2 separate regions of the Mus musculus genome follow, and region 1 is linked to region 2. A link is a contact called in ENCODE Hi-C data. All regions are on one chromosome and are shown on one strand. The core of a region is the stretch at or near the end of the contact, and the rest is flanking DNA. Distances in the headings are between cores, read along the strand shown.

Evidence for each region. A loop is a pair of places that touch in the nucleus more often than their neighbours do.
Region 1: a loop to region 2 is called in a map of T-helper 17 cell, with 6 times the contacts of the local background. The contact joins the promoter of Capn11 here to the enhancer-like site in region 2. A Hi-C loop is called at or near these places in 3 of 37 maps with a recorded cell type or tissue (T-helper 17 cell and T-helper 2 cell).

Annotation. Positions count from the first base shown.
Region 1 is chr17:45,655,548-45,662,126 of GRCm38, forward strand. It overlaps Capn11 (calpain 11), which reads right to left and starts at 3,762. Exons shown (of 22, transcript NM_001013767.2): 1 at 3,698-3,762. The coding sequence starts at 3,713. Tmem63b (transmembrane protein 63b) reads right to left here. Exons shown (of 24, transcript NM_198167.3): 21 at 6,210-6,377; 22 at 5,907-6,022; 23 at 5,676-5,756; 24 at 4,630-5,433. The coding sequence ends at 5,242.
Region 2 is chr17:36,232,860-36,239,684 of GRCm38, forward strand. No RefSeq gene overlaps it. Among named protein-coding and RNA genes, the nearest start is that of Rpp21, 22 kb to the right of the region's middle. Within about 2 kb of position 4,557, at least 1 of the 3 ENCODE cell types and tissues checked has a DNase peak (open chromatin) inside an H3K27ac peak, as active enhancers do.

The sequences.
Region 1 (6,579 bases), core at 2,512-5,011, 9.4 Mb after region 2:
CAAGTTCCAGGACCTTGGACCATGTCTAGAGCCGCTTTTGTTTTTTGTTTTTTTGTTTTTTTTTTAAAGATTTATATATTTACTTTTTTATGTATATGAGTACACTGTAGCTGTACAGATGGTTGTGAGCTTTCATGTGGGTGTTGGGAATTGAATTTTTAGGACCTCTGTTCACTCTGGTTGGCCCCGTTCACTCAGTCCCTGCTTGCTCCAGCCCAAAGATTTATTTATTTATTATTATTATTATTATTATTATTATTATTATACATAAGTACAATGTAGCTGACTTCAGATGCACCAGATCTCATTACAGGTGGTTGTGAGCCACCATGTGGTTGCTGGGATTTGAACTCAGGACCTTCATAAGAGCAGTCAGTGCTCTTACCCGCTGAGCCAAGAGCCGCTTTTGACTGGCACACTGGAGGGTGGCTGCTATTGGCCTCCAGCAGATGGAGCCTATAGATGAGCTTGGGACAGCAGCGCCTCCATGTGGATAAAGGGTCACTCGGCTGAGATGTCAGTGGCTCTGCAGAGGCTGTGAAATCTGGGGCAGATCTCGGGTCAGCTACACAGGGAAGTGAGCTACTTTGTACCTTTCACTTAGGGCTATCCTGGGAGGCTTCTGCCAGGTCTGTCCCGTGACTGAGGGTGCTCAGTCTCTGCTGGGGCTCTCAGAGGATCACAGAAGGTGCTGGCACCCAAGGGAACTGGGCATCACTGGGGGCAGACCAGCGAGCACAGTAAAGGTGCACCCTATTTCCCCCGGAAGCTCCCTCCGTCCATCATCATTGCCCAGTGCAGGGGATCACTTTGTATTGACCGCAAACCCTGCTTAGAATCCCCACTCAAGTCCCCAGTATCTGAGCTCGTTACTTGGCAATGGCAGCAGGGAGTTCTACACCCTACTTCATCCTCACTGCCACTGCCATGGCAAACATCTCTAGAGAAGACAGCCACCGAGACCAACCAAGTGGTGTTGTGAGGCACTCTGTCACAAGTCCGGCAGTCATTGTCGCCTTCATCAGAGTGGCTGTGATTACTTACAATGGACTCCCAAGATGGGGGCCTGTTGATATTGCCTCCTAGAAGAAAGAGTCATGGAGGGTCACTGGATCCTTACCTGGGTCTCAGCCACCCTGTCTTGTACTCCCTAGCTTTCAGGCTGTCAATTGTGTGTGGTCTTGGGAAGTACCACAGTGTATAAATCTCAGAAGGCTTAGATAAAAGGTGGCCTCATCTGTGGCTTCTAGGAAGTTGTCATCTATGCTAGGGTGAGACTTTTTCAGCTATGCATTTGTTTTGGGGTCACCCACTGTGCTGACTAGTCTTAGGTCAACTTAACACAAGCTAGAGTTATCTGAAAGGAGGGAACCTCAGTTGAGAAAAATGCCTCCATAAGATCCAGCTGTAGGGTATTTTCTTTAATTAGTGATTGATGGGGGAGGGCCTAGCCCATGGTGGATGGGGCCATCCCTGGGCTGACAGTCCTGGGTTCTATAAGAAAGAAGACTGAGCTAGCCGGTAAGCAGCACCCCTCCATGGCCTCTGCATCCGCTCTTGCCTCCAGGATCCTGCGCTGTTTAAGTTCCTGTCCTGACGTCCTTCAGTGATGAACAGCAATGTGGAAGAGTAAGCCCTTTCTCCCCAGCTTGCTTTCCAGTCATGGCGTTTTCATCAAAGCAATAGTAACCAAGTTACCCATCCATGCTCCTGTGAGGAACTCTTCACATGCAGATAAGGCCAATAAACCCATCAGCTCGACAACTTGGACTTTGGTGGAATCGTACCTCCGTCTCTTGTTGGGGTCTCTCTTACCTGGGATGAGTACACATTTGTCGATGTCATAAATTTGAAAAGTTGATGGCACACATGGCGGGAGGGAGGCAAGCTAAGACAGACAGACAGCCGAGGCCGGCAGAAGTTCAAGCAGACGGCCATGGAAGTATGTTGAAGGACATGACTACACATCAAACTGTCCCCTCCATCAGACTAAACGCCAACCCTAAAGGTGGGGCACAGCCTTCATCGGACTAGGACCCTGTAGGTTTTTGAAAAATTCAGTCGAAGAAGAACCTGGTAGCGCGTTCCTGTAACCTAGCATTTGGGAGGCTGCGGTAGGAGGGTCTTGTCTGTGACATCCATTTACTTATTTGTTTCATTTGTATGTGTGCATGCATGTACCAGAGCATATGTCTGGAGATCAGGTGACACCCTGCAGGTGTGGGTTCTCTCCTTCCACCCTGTGGATCTTGGGGACAGAACACAGGTCATCAGGCTCTGTGGCAAGCACCTCTGCCTGGCTGACGAGGATCCTGTTTCTGAGGCCTAAGCCTCATGGTGAAAGCTAGTCTCTAAATCAAAAAAATTAAGAGTTCTACTCCCTAATCCCCTATGTCTCTTTATTTGTTAATAGATGATGCTTTATTTCAAACACTTCACATACTCTTTGTTGTGGTAAGAACACTGAATATGAATACTGTGTTTTTTGCTTTTGTTTTTTTTTTTTTTTTTGGTTTTCAGACAGGGTCTCATGTAGAGTTAGGCTAGCTTCAAACTCCCTATGTAGCTGAGGAGATCTTGTACTCCAGACCTTTCTGCTTCTGTGTCCTGTGTGCTCAGATGACAAGTCTGTCTTCCCACTAGTTTTATATGGTCCTGGGGACAGAACTCAGGGTCTTATGCATGCAGTACTCTCTCTCTCTCTCTCTACCAACTTAATTACACCCTGATCCCTACTTTCCGTGATTAAAAAGATGTCTTTTTAATTATGTCTATGAGTACTTGAGTGCAAATGCCCACGGAGTGTAGAGGTATTGCATCTCCTGGGAGCTGGAGTTAAGAGGCAGTAGTTAGCCACCCAACACCGGTGCTGGGCACCCAACTTGGGTCCTCTGCAAGGGCGATGTGGGCTCCTAACTGCTGAGCCATCTCTCAGGCCCACTCCCAGTGATTCTTAAAACTATTATTACATTACACTCTGGGAATCAATGGATAGCTGGATCTCCAGAACTCGGAGGAAACTGAGATACTGTCTCAGAAAACTTCAGAGGTTTGGGGTCTCCTTCAAGCCTAAAAACATTCAGGGGTCAAGTTACTAGCCTGTCACAGAAGCTAGGAGGCAGAGAGTCTAGGGGCCTTTGTCCTCAGAGTGGCCTGGCTTCCTCCCCTCTCAGGCTGAGGGTGAGGGTCAGAGCTGGGCCACACTCCTCCTCTGCTGCTGAAGTTAGCCGGCCCCCACCCTGTCCCCACCAGCTTCTCAGCTGCTCTTCCCTGCACTGCTTCCAGCCCATCCCCTCTGGTTGTGAGGTAGCTGGACTCTATTCAAGGGGCTTGCTCTGTTTCTTAGGACCTGATATCTCAGGACTAAGAAGGCTGCTTTTCTAGGCTTGAGAGAGATTTTTCTCCATTTCCTAAGGTTTACCATATCTTTAATGGCCGATGGGCTTTAACACAGAGCCTTCCCCAGACAGCTATGACGGAGGGGTATGGGCCATCCCAACCCACGCCAACACTTCAGTGAAATAAAGGAGAAAAGCCAACTGCTTATTCTTTCCCTAACAGCCTGATAAAGAAATCAGCATTTTACTCTCAGAGCAGCCAGTCTGATAAGAGAGACCCCAGTCTGAGGCCTCAGGGGGACCAGGCCCCATCCCTGCAGGGGAATCTATAGGAGGGACAGGCCCCGTGAGTGCCTTACCTGAGTAGTTCAGCATCCTGAAGGCTATCTATCAGATGAACACCTAGAACAGCTAGCACCTAGCACAGTCCTTGACAGTTGAAGGTTCTTGGGGGGTGGGGGGGAGCGAGGAGCAGAGACCACCCCTCCCCCGCCCAGAACTCTCCAATGCAGGGAGTTTGGGGGTCTTTAGTCAGGGGCAAGGTGGTTTAGCTGTTGCCTGTCTCTCTTTCTCCTTTGGCTCTTTTGCTCTGGCCCATCTGATCTGCCAGAATCCAGGCCTGTCCTTACTGGGACAGGGGGACAAGCACCCAACCGGGGCTGCCATCTGGGGCAAGTCCCTCCCTTTCAATCTATGATTTCTAGAAGTAATTACTTCTATACCCTCAGCCTGCACTTCTATCCTGAAAAGCTTCCTAGTTACAAAAAAGCCGCCATCTCACATCTTCCCTGGTTACAGCTTCACTTCTTACCCACACTTTTTTTTTTTTTTTTGAGAACATGTATCCCAGGCTATCTTCAAACTTGCTCCATAGCTAAGGCCTTGGGCTCCTGGTCCTCCTTGTCTCTACCTTCCAAGTGCTGAGATTATGGACATAAATTACCTCCTCCCCCTCCTCTGCTTCCCCTTCCTCCTGTGTGAGTAGAAACCGATTTGCCAGGGGTACATGTGAGAATCAGAGGACAACTTTTCAGAGCCCGTTCTCTTCTCCCACCGTGGGTCTCAGGGCTTGAACTCACATTTTGACAAATGCTTTTTTTTTTTGGTTTCTCGAGGGCAGGATTTCTCTGTGTAGCCCTGGCTGTCCTGGAGCTCACTCTGTTGACCCCTAGCCCAGAGCCTTTTCCTGATGACCCCTCCTTGACAAAGCAGAAGCTGGGGGTGGCAAATAGGTCCTCCTGGAGGACAGAGAATGGGGTTCCAGGGAGGGACTGCCAACCAGAAGCAAACTCACAGCTTTTGTTTTTATTTTAAATGAAAACAAAAACAAAAACAAAAAACCAACAAACCCAGTGCAAAAACCCCATTTTCCAGTGTCAGCCATGCCCCCCTCCCCCCGGGGTCAACCCCTGGCTCGGGCCTGACTCTTCCCCCACACTGTGCACCCCTCCCTTCTCCTGCATCCCAGAGGGCTGCAGGTTCCAAGTCCCTGGAGGCCCAGATCCAGGGGCAGTGAAGGGGAGGAAAGAGACTGGGTGACAACTCCTGATCTTGCTTTCCCCAGGCCTCCAGCCATGGTTCCAGGTACCCACCTTGGCTCTCATTAACCCTTTCCTGGCCACACTACTGGGTGGTGAGGCTGATCTGGGGGTATTCCCTCCACACCCCTCTTTGCCCCGGGGCCTGCTCGGGGCTGTCCTCACTGAGGTTGGGGGGGCTCCCTCTCTCCCTCCATGGTGGGAGAGAGTGGTGAAATCCCCAGGTTTAAATACCTTAATGAAAGCAGGGGATGGGGTAGGAGGAGGGGGCTTTAGTTCTAATAAATTATTAGCGTTTTTTTTTTTTAGTGTCCGTGAGGGTGGGGGGAGGGGCAGGGCGTGGCCTCCAGGGCCCCTCCCTCCCCTTACTGGTGAATCTCATTCTCTATGAGGCTGTCCTCGCATGACTGGAAGTCTGTGTCCGTGAGGCCATCAGGAGGCATCAGCAACTCCTCGTCTTGGGAGGAGGACGATGGGGGCTCATCGCCTGAGCTCCCAGGAGCCCCATCTCCGTCCCCGTCCCCCTCTGAGTCCTGCAGCACCTGAGCGATGTATTTCTGAAGGGAAAGGAATAGGGGTAAGGTGACTAGCTGTCCATTATGGGTGGGTAGGTGGGAGCAGGTAGGACCTGCCAGCAATGTAGTGGGCAGTGCCCCAGGGTAGGAGTAGTTCTGGCATTCACTGCCGTGAGATCAGGAACAGGCTGGCTTTTGTGGAGGACTACTGGGATTGAGTCTGCAGGTCAAAGCCTTCCCACTGCCCTCCCCCCTGACCCTAGGCTGTGTAGTAAGACACTCACCGCAGATTTGGGGACAGCGCCAGCAGTGGGGGGCCGTCCATTACTTCTGGAGCTCACGGCATCTGTCTCTGTGTGTTCAATCTTAAGGGGTCCATGGTGAGGGGAGGAAATATTCCTGTTTTTAGCCCCGATCGTGCCCCAACACCCTCGCCCCACCTTGGACCTGTATGTCACCCCCACAGAAAACGTTCGCTCTCGGCCGTACTCCACCACTTTTCTCCTGCCCCATACCTTGTAGTTGTGGGCACTGAGGTATTTGAAGTGTCCAAAGCAGACGTGGCAGAGACAGATGACGATGGTGATTACCAGAACAACGAAGGTGAACATAGACGTGGGGGCTAGGAAACCTGGGGTAGGGAGGGACAAAGCGGTTATCGCCTCCTCCACCACGGGGCTCCCGCCGCCTCCTCCAAGGGGCTCACTACCTCTGACTCCTTCATCCCACCCACACAACCTCACTGAGACCCTTGGCATTCTCTACCATGAGGCTCTTCTGTCCCTGACACTGGTCCCAGGCGGGATGGTGGCCCTCACCCGTGCGCATGGTGGAGAAGAAGAGCAACCAGAAGAGGCAGAGGATGGGCGCAGCCACCACCTGGTTCACAGCCCCCGAGTGGATCTTCTTGTCCAGTTTGGCCGGCAAGTAGGCGTAGTAGAGATTGTACCTGTCTACCAGGTGCTTCAGCAGCATGTACATGAGCCCTGGGGAAAGCCAACGGCCCTGACCTCGGAACCAGCGCCCACAGCCCTTGCGTGTGGACCACAGGCTGTACCTGGCCTTGAGATGGCTGAAGGGCTGGTCCCTGCTCCCTGTCCTGCCGGAACTGAAAGCTGCAGCTTCTCCCATGTCAGTCCCTTCACCCCGGCAGCCTCCCCTTCGTCTCCCCTTCCCCCATGACGACCA
Region 2 (6,825 bases), core at 3,307-5,806:
GATCAGTTCTGACCATCACAGTGTCCTTTGGCATTGATCTAAGTAAATTATTTCTTCAATCCTGATAGTGTTTCTGAATATCAATTTCTGCTTTTTCTTTTGCCTACACTACTTGTCCCTTGCTGAACCTGTTTCACTATCAATATCCTTCCTACTTCTACCTGCTTTCCTGGTGAGCCTGTTCACTCTCGGGGCTATAGGAACACCTCCATAGATCTCAAATCTTTGGTTGTTGTTGTTGTTGTTATTGTTTTGCCTATTCACAGCTTTGTAGAAAAATCTTTCAATTATCTGAAAACATACTAGTTTAACTGGGATAATTGTGGTAGCAACAGGTAATGTTCATGGTTTGCAATATTGATATTTCTTCCTCATTTACAGGGAAGGATTATCAACCCGAGATTACCCCATGAGCAGGAACCACTGGCACTCCAAGAAGAGGATCCAAGCCAAGGGCACAGCTGCCCTCCTGGTGAACAGAGGGACTAAATCTTCCCCAGGGGTTCCCCAGGAGCCTGAAAAAAATTAGATGCTGCTCTGGTGACTGTAAAACTCAAGGACATAGTCAATGTCCTCCACTACATTTACAGAAGATATTGAATACATTCTTAAAACATCTCTGTCGCTTCTGTCTTTGACCAGCAGAAAAGAGCAATGACACAGCATTCTTCTCAAAGCAGTTTATTCAGGATCCTTTCAACATGCAAGCAGTAATCTCTCTCCAGCCCCCAATCGCAATCCCTTATATAGCCCCTCAACTATGCCCCATCAGCCCAGTCCACATAATCTCAGTTCATTGGCCTTCGTCAAATGGCCTGATTTTGTGTCATGGTGTGCCTGTGCAGCTCTCACGATGGACGTGGCTTATTTTCGGGTGTCTGAGGAAGTCAGGTGCAAGTCATAAGACATGGCTGCAGTCCTGGGAGCCATCTAGGGACTACCACCACACCTGTTCCCCACATATCTCAAGATGCTGGCAGTTCTGCTTTTTGGGAGTTGGACAATAAGAGGAAATGGAGGAGAGGCATAAGGAAGGACTAGAGGGCAGAGAATAGGGAGAGTGGATGGGAGCAGAATGGAGGGGAGAGAATGGAGGGAAGCAGAATACAGAAGAGCAGAGTGGATGGGAGCAGAGGGGCTTGGTCAGCCTGAAAACTTTTGTCTTTTCCTAGGCTGACATTTCCACATTCCACTTTCTATTCCTGCTTTAAGCTCTGAAGGATACAAAGTTAGGGTCCTCAGTCCTCCTCCTCTCTTTTTGCCGGCGCCCCTCCCCCTCCCTCTGTATTTACCAAGTTTCCAGAACTTCTCTCACTATTCTATAAGTCCTATTCAAAGCATCTGAGATCCTGAACCTCTGCTCTGCCTGGGATCACAGCAGAAACAGCCAGCTGCTCTGCAGTGAAATAGTGACACAGTAAAAATCACCCATGGAATAGTCCAGTTTAAGCAGTGAATCAAAGCCTTTCCCTGTTCTCCTGCCAGACTGATTTTCATGCCACATAGAACTCCTGACAGTCAATGAGTGGAGTAGGTGAGTGAGGGATGAGGAGGGTGTGGTCACACCTCCTAGCCAGGGACACTCTGCTCCTTAAGGTCAGAAAAGGAAGGTGGAGCAAAAGCTTGTGGTCAGGGCTGAGGTCTGAGACCCTCCAAGGGATGCAAGGTTTCTCTCCTTGGCGCAAACCCAGTCTCTGCTTTGTGTTCCCAGCATGGTGTACACAAGCTCTTAATACACACATAGGAGAGGGGTCCAGTTGAACCACATAGCAGGGTCGTGGTGGGGTTACCCCTTCCCTTCAACCTTTTGTCTGTCCTGGTTCCAGAGAGGTGGAAAGGTGAGCCAAGTCAGCCTTCACAAGTCAGTTCAGTCACCAGAGAAACCCCTGTATCTTATGTGGGAAAGCTGACACACAACTTTTAAGGAACTTAGAAAATAAAACAAAACACTGCTTTAGCACTGAGATACTAACTCTAGAGTTTAATGCTCACCTAGTGCTGACACTGCCCAAAAATTCTTGTTCCATTTTTTTTTTCTCAGTTCACTAGAGGTCAGGACCAACTTCAAGGGCAACAGGCAGCAGTGAAGAAATCTCCACCCTCTCAGTCAGAATAAGCAGTTGAAGAAAGCTGTTTATTGTGGGGCAGGGAAAAACATGTAGGCTACTTGTGGGAAAGTCTCTGGGCCTGCAGCTCTTACTCTACTCAGTCCCAAGTCCTCCTCACCAATATGACAGTCAAGGGAACTGAAGGGTAGGAAGGGAGTGGATAAAGGGCAGACTGTTGTCAGGTTGGCCTGGGGCAGTGAGGCTGTGGGTCTTTCCTGGGGATAGGACTTTGCCACAAGCCATCCTTCTGAGAACTTTTTTGTCTTTGCACTCAGCTACAGCCAGACTCCTTTCTGTGCCCACACTACTCCTGACTGTTAATTCATGGGGTGGGTGGGGTGGGAGGGTGGGTGAGGGACCTGGGGATGTGGTCACACCACTCTTTATCCCAAAATGGGCATAAAAATCACATGTTGAGCCGGGCGTGGTGGCACATGCCTTTAATCCCAGCACTCGGGAGGCAGAGGTGTAGTCTCCCCTCCCCCAGCCTGAAACCTGCTTGCTCAGGGGTGGAGCTTCCTGCTCATTCTCTCTGCCACGCCCACTGCTGAAACCTGCTGCTTTGCTGTTCTGAAGCCATCACGTGCTCACCCTACTACTGGATCTGAGATTATTCGGCGGGAATCGGGTCCCCTCCCCCTTCCTTCATAACTGAGTGTCACAACAGTAAAATTTGAGCTTTGATCAGAATAACTGTCTTGGCTACATTTCTTTCTCTCGCCACCTAGCCCCTCTTCTCTTCCAGGTTTCCAAAATGCCTTTCCAGGCTAGAACCCAGGTTGTGGTCTGCTGGCCGGACACAACACAGAGGCAGGGGGATTTCTGAGTTCGAGGTCAGCCTGGTCTACAAAGTGAGTTCCAGGACAGCCAGGGCAATACAGAAAAATCCTGTCTCAAACCCCCCCCCCCCCCCCAAAAAAAAAAAGTCACATGTGGAACAAAAGCTGGTGTGCTTTGTGTCTTTGTTTGTTTGTGTTGGTGATGGTCCTGGTGGTAGTGGTGATATGTTTGTGTGTAGGGAGTGTGTGTTTGTGTGTGTGTTCATGTATTCCGCCAAGTACTGTGACAGCCTCAGAATAAATTTCAAGAGACCTGCGTCTTCTTACCTGTGGATCCCTGGGATCAAACTCAGGTCCTCCCGTGTTAGAGCGACTGCCTTTCTTGATGGCTCTCTATATTGTTTTTATTATTTGATGTGTATGGCTCCCTTTCAGAGATCTCCAGTCAGGGACTGAGGCAGGCTGTAACTCTTTCAAGATGACAAAACCCACTATGTAGAAGAAGTAGTTCGTGTACCTCAGTAGGGGGTCCATCTATGGGGACACAAAATAACCTAATAGATGGTGAAGATACAGAACATGAGTCAGGTGGTGATAACTGTACAACCGTGTCAGAAACATTAAGAGACAAAGTTAACAAGAACAAAATTTACATTAAGATTAATACAAATCAATAAGTGGTTAAATATGAAGTTAACATAAGGTCAAATGCAATTGTAGAACTGGCTGGACCATGTACCAGAGTCATGGTATTTTTGTTTTGTTTTTAGAGACAGTTTCTCTATGTAGCCCTGGGTGTTGTGGAACTTGCTCTGTAGACCAGGTTGGCCTAAACTCAGAAATCTACCTGCTTCTGCTTTCCAAGTGCTGAGATTAAAAGTGTGTGCTGCCAACATCTGGATAGTAGTGGGTTAAGGAAACTGTAAGTAGCAGGTTGTTTCCATCAGACTCCTGCATAAGGAACAAGCACATAGGAGCTTTGTAAAGGGAGCCACCATCTCTTTGACAAATTAACTTGGGCTCAGATCCTGAGCTTCAAGTAGGTCCACCCAAACTTTTCCTGCCTGCAGCCTGAGGAGTAGCTCTGAGGAGCCTGAGAGTTCCATGGAGGCTCCCAGGCGGAGGAGGCAGCAGAGGAATCAGCAGAGCCTGAAGTCTTCCTGGAAATATCAGAGAAGAGCCGATCCCTGGAAAGATGCTTTAAAAATGTGAACTCACGGGGGCTGGAGAGATGGCTCAGTGGTTAAGAGCACTGACCACTGTTCCTATGGTCCTGAGTTCAAATCTCAGCAACCACATGGCTCACAACCATTCGTAATGGAATCTGATGCCCTCTTCTGGTCTGAAGACAGCTACAATGTACAATGTACTCATATACATAAAATAAATAAATCTTTAGGGGAGAAGATAAAACTTAGGACAGACTGAGATGCTGTGGTCCATGCTGAGCCAGAAGCCTTGTAGAAGTCCAAAATGCGTGCTGCTTACTATAAAGGGCTGGTTGTAGTAGCTAAGAGCAGGGTTCACTTGGAAAATCTGCTCCTCATTCTTGGCTCTCTGTGTCTCTTGCTCTTGGTACTCCATCCCCTCCTGCTCTAGCCACATGGCTTGGGGCCAGGGCATTTTTATCAAATGGCAGGAATTCCTTGTGGTTCACTAAACTGAGTTCCATGATACCGGGCTCCCTGAGGCCCAGGCGGGTCCGGAGGCGGCGATGAGGGAATACCACAGCTAGTGTGAGCCTGTGGATGGCGGGCGGTGAAACTCCGACGTCCTCCCAGGACTCCAGGACGGTGCTCTGGCCAGGAGGGGAGCAGGGCTTAGGGTTTGGGACCCGGGTGGAGAAGAGACGGAAGGTTCAGCTGGCGATGCAGGGGCGGGGCTTCCCCAGTGGAGCCCCACTCCACCCACCCGCTCCTCCCCGCAGAGGCCAATTCCCTCAGGACACCGCAGTCACCAGCTCAGGACTGTGGCGGGGGCTAGAACGCCTGCCAGCCATAGGAGAAACCCGCAGAGCGCCATCAGGCAGATCTAGACTTTAAGGGCGGGTTTGATTCCTGCGGATCTGGGTGGACTTTATAACTAGTGCCCGCAACCGCGGAAGTCCCAAATGCGTGCTGCTGAGTGCCACACTGTGGTCCATACTGAAGCCAGAAACTGCCAGGCTGAAGCCCTAAGGGCGTGCTGCTGACTATAAAGGCCAGGGTATGTATGATTTCAGTCTGAGAATGAGAGACATAGAACGCTTCTGTGAGAACCTCTTCCTTATCGCCCACAGAGAAAGAAAGAAAGAGAGAGAGAGAGAGGGAGGGAGGGAGGGAGGGAGGGAGGGAGGGAGGAAGGAAGGAAGGAAGGAAGGAAGGAAGGAAGGAAGGAAGGAAGGAAGAAAAGGAAAAGAAAAGAAAAGAAAAAGAAAAAGAAAGAAAGAAAAGAAAAAGAAAAAGAAAAAGAAAAGCCACTGAAGAGAACTTTTAAAAATTGTGATAAGGATGCTGACCTGACACAGCTGATGGCTTCTGTCAGGGGCGGGGTGAGGAAGGAACCAGGTATCTTTAAGAGGCTGGCCACTGGGAGTTTGACAACGCTTCAGTAAGTATATGGGCAACACGAATTAAACTTGGTATTTTTCCTTTTTTGGTGTGGGGGGGGGGGAGAGTATAAGGGAGGGCCAACTTGGGGGACTGGGATGTGAATGGGATTGGGATACATCATGTGAAATTTTCAAATAATCAATAAAAGCATTAAGTTAGAGTCCTACTGAAGTCATTTTTCATAAGATTGTATGCAGAAGAGCTTTCCAAAGGTGTTGAATGTGAAGGCAGCTTATCTGAAAGCTTCCTTTGAACATGGACAGTTGAGGTATGAACCTTGGAATTTGCTTTTATTAAGTGGAAGAATTGAATGCCATGAGAAATGGCGTGGCCAAATGAACTAACATGCAGGTCCCATACCCAGTCAGGTGGTAGGCTATGTACAAGGTTCCCTTGTTCATAGCACCCTCATATGTCTGCCAGTTTGGGAGGCACAGAGTGAAAAGTAATTGCTATCTGCATCTCTGTTGTTCGAGACATTTAGGATGTGGGTGCAGACTTTGAAATCTTCCATAGGGCAAGGGAATCCATCCCCGACAAGTGAGACATCAGGAGGAACTCATCTTCCATGTAGATAAGGAGTGTTTTCCTAGTCAGGTCTACACAGCCAGAGGCAGAAGCAGCAGGTTGCAGTCCCCATGCAACCTGTAATGAGGCTAGCACACAACTTACTTCGGTGTGACTGTGCTCCATCCAAGGGAACTACTTGGACCCGGAGACATCCTGCCATGCAAGTGTATTGCACATTTAATCTAGTTTACTCAAGTATTCTATTTCTCATAACCAGTTTGTATGTGAGTGTGTGTGTGTGCTTGCTTCCTTATTTTTGTTTTGTCTTTAGAGACAGTTTCTCTATGTAGCCCTGGTGTTGTGGAACTTGCTCTGTAGACCAGGTTGGCCTAAACTCAGAAATCTACCTGCTTCTGCTTTCCATGTGCTAAGATTAAAAGTGTGTGCTGCCACCATTTGGCATAACCAGATTTTTTAACAGTATTAATTAATTAATTAATTAATTAATTAATTAAATGTACGTGATTATGCTGTCATTCTCTTCAGACACACCAGAAAATGGCATCAGTTCCCATTATCCCATTACAGATGGTTGTAAGCCACCATGTGATTGCTGCGAATTGAACTCAGGACCTCTGAAAGAGCCATCAGAGCTCTTGACTGCTGAGCTATTTCTCCAGCCTGCATAATCAGTTTTTTACACATCCAATTTTGAAAATTTTTTTAAAAAGATTTATTTATTTACTATATGTAAGTACACTGTAGCTGTCTTCAGACACTCCAGAAGAGGGCATCAGATCTTGTTACAGATGGTTGTGAGCCACCATGTGGTTGCTG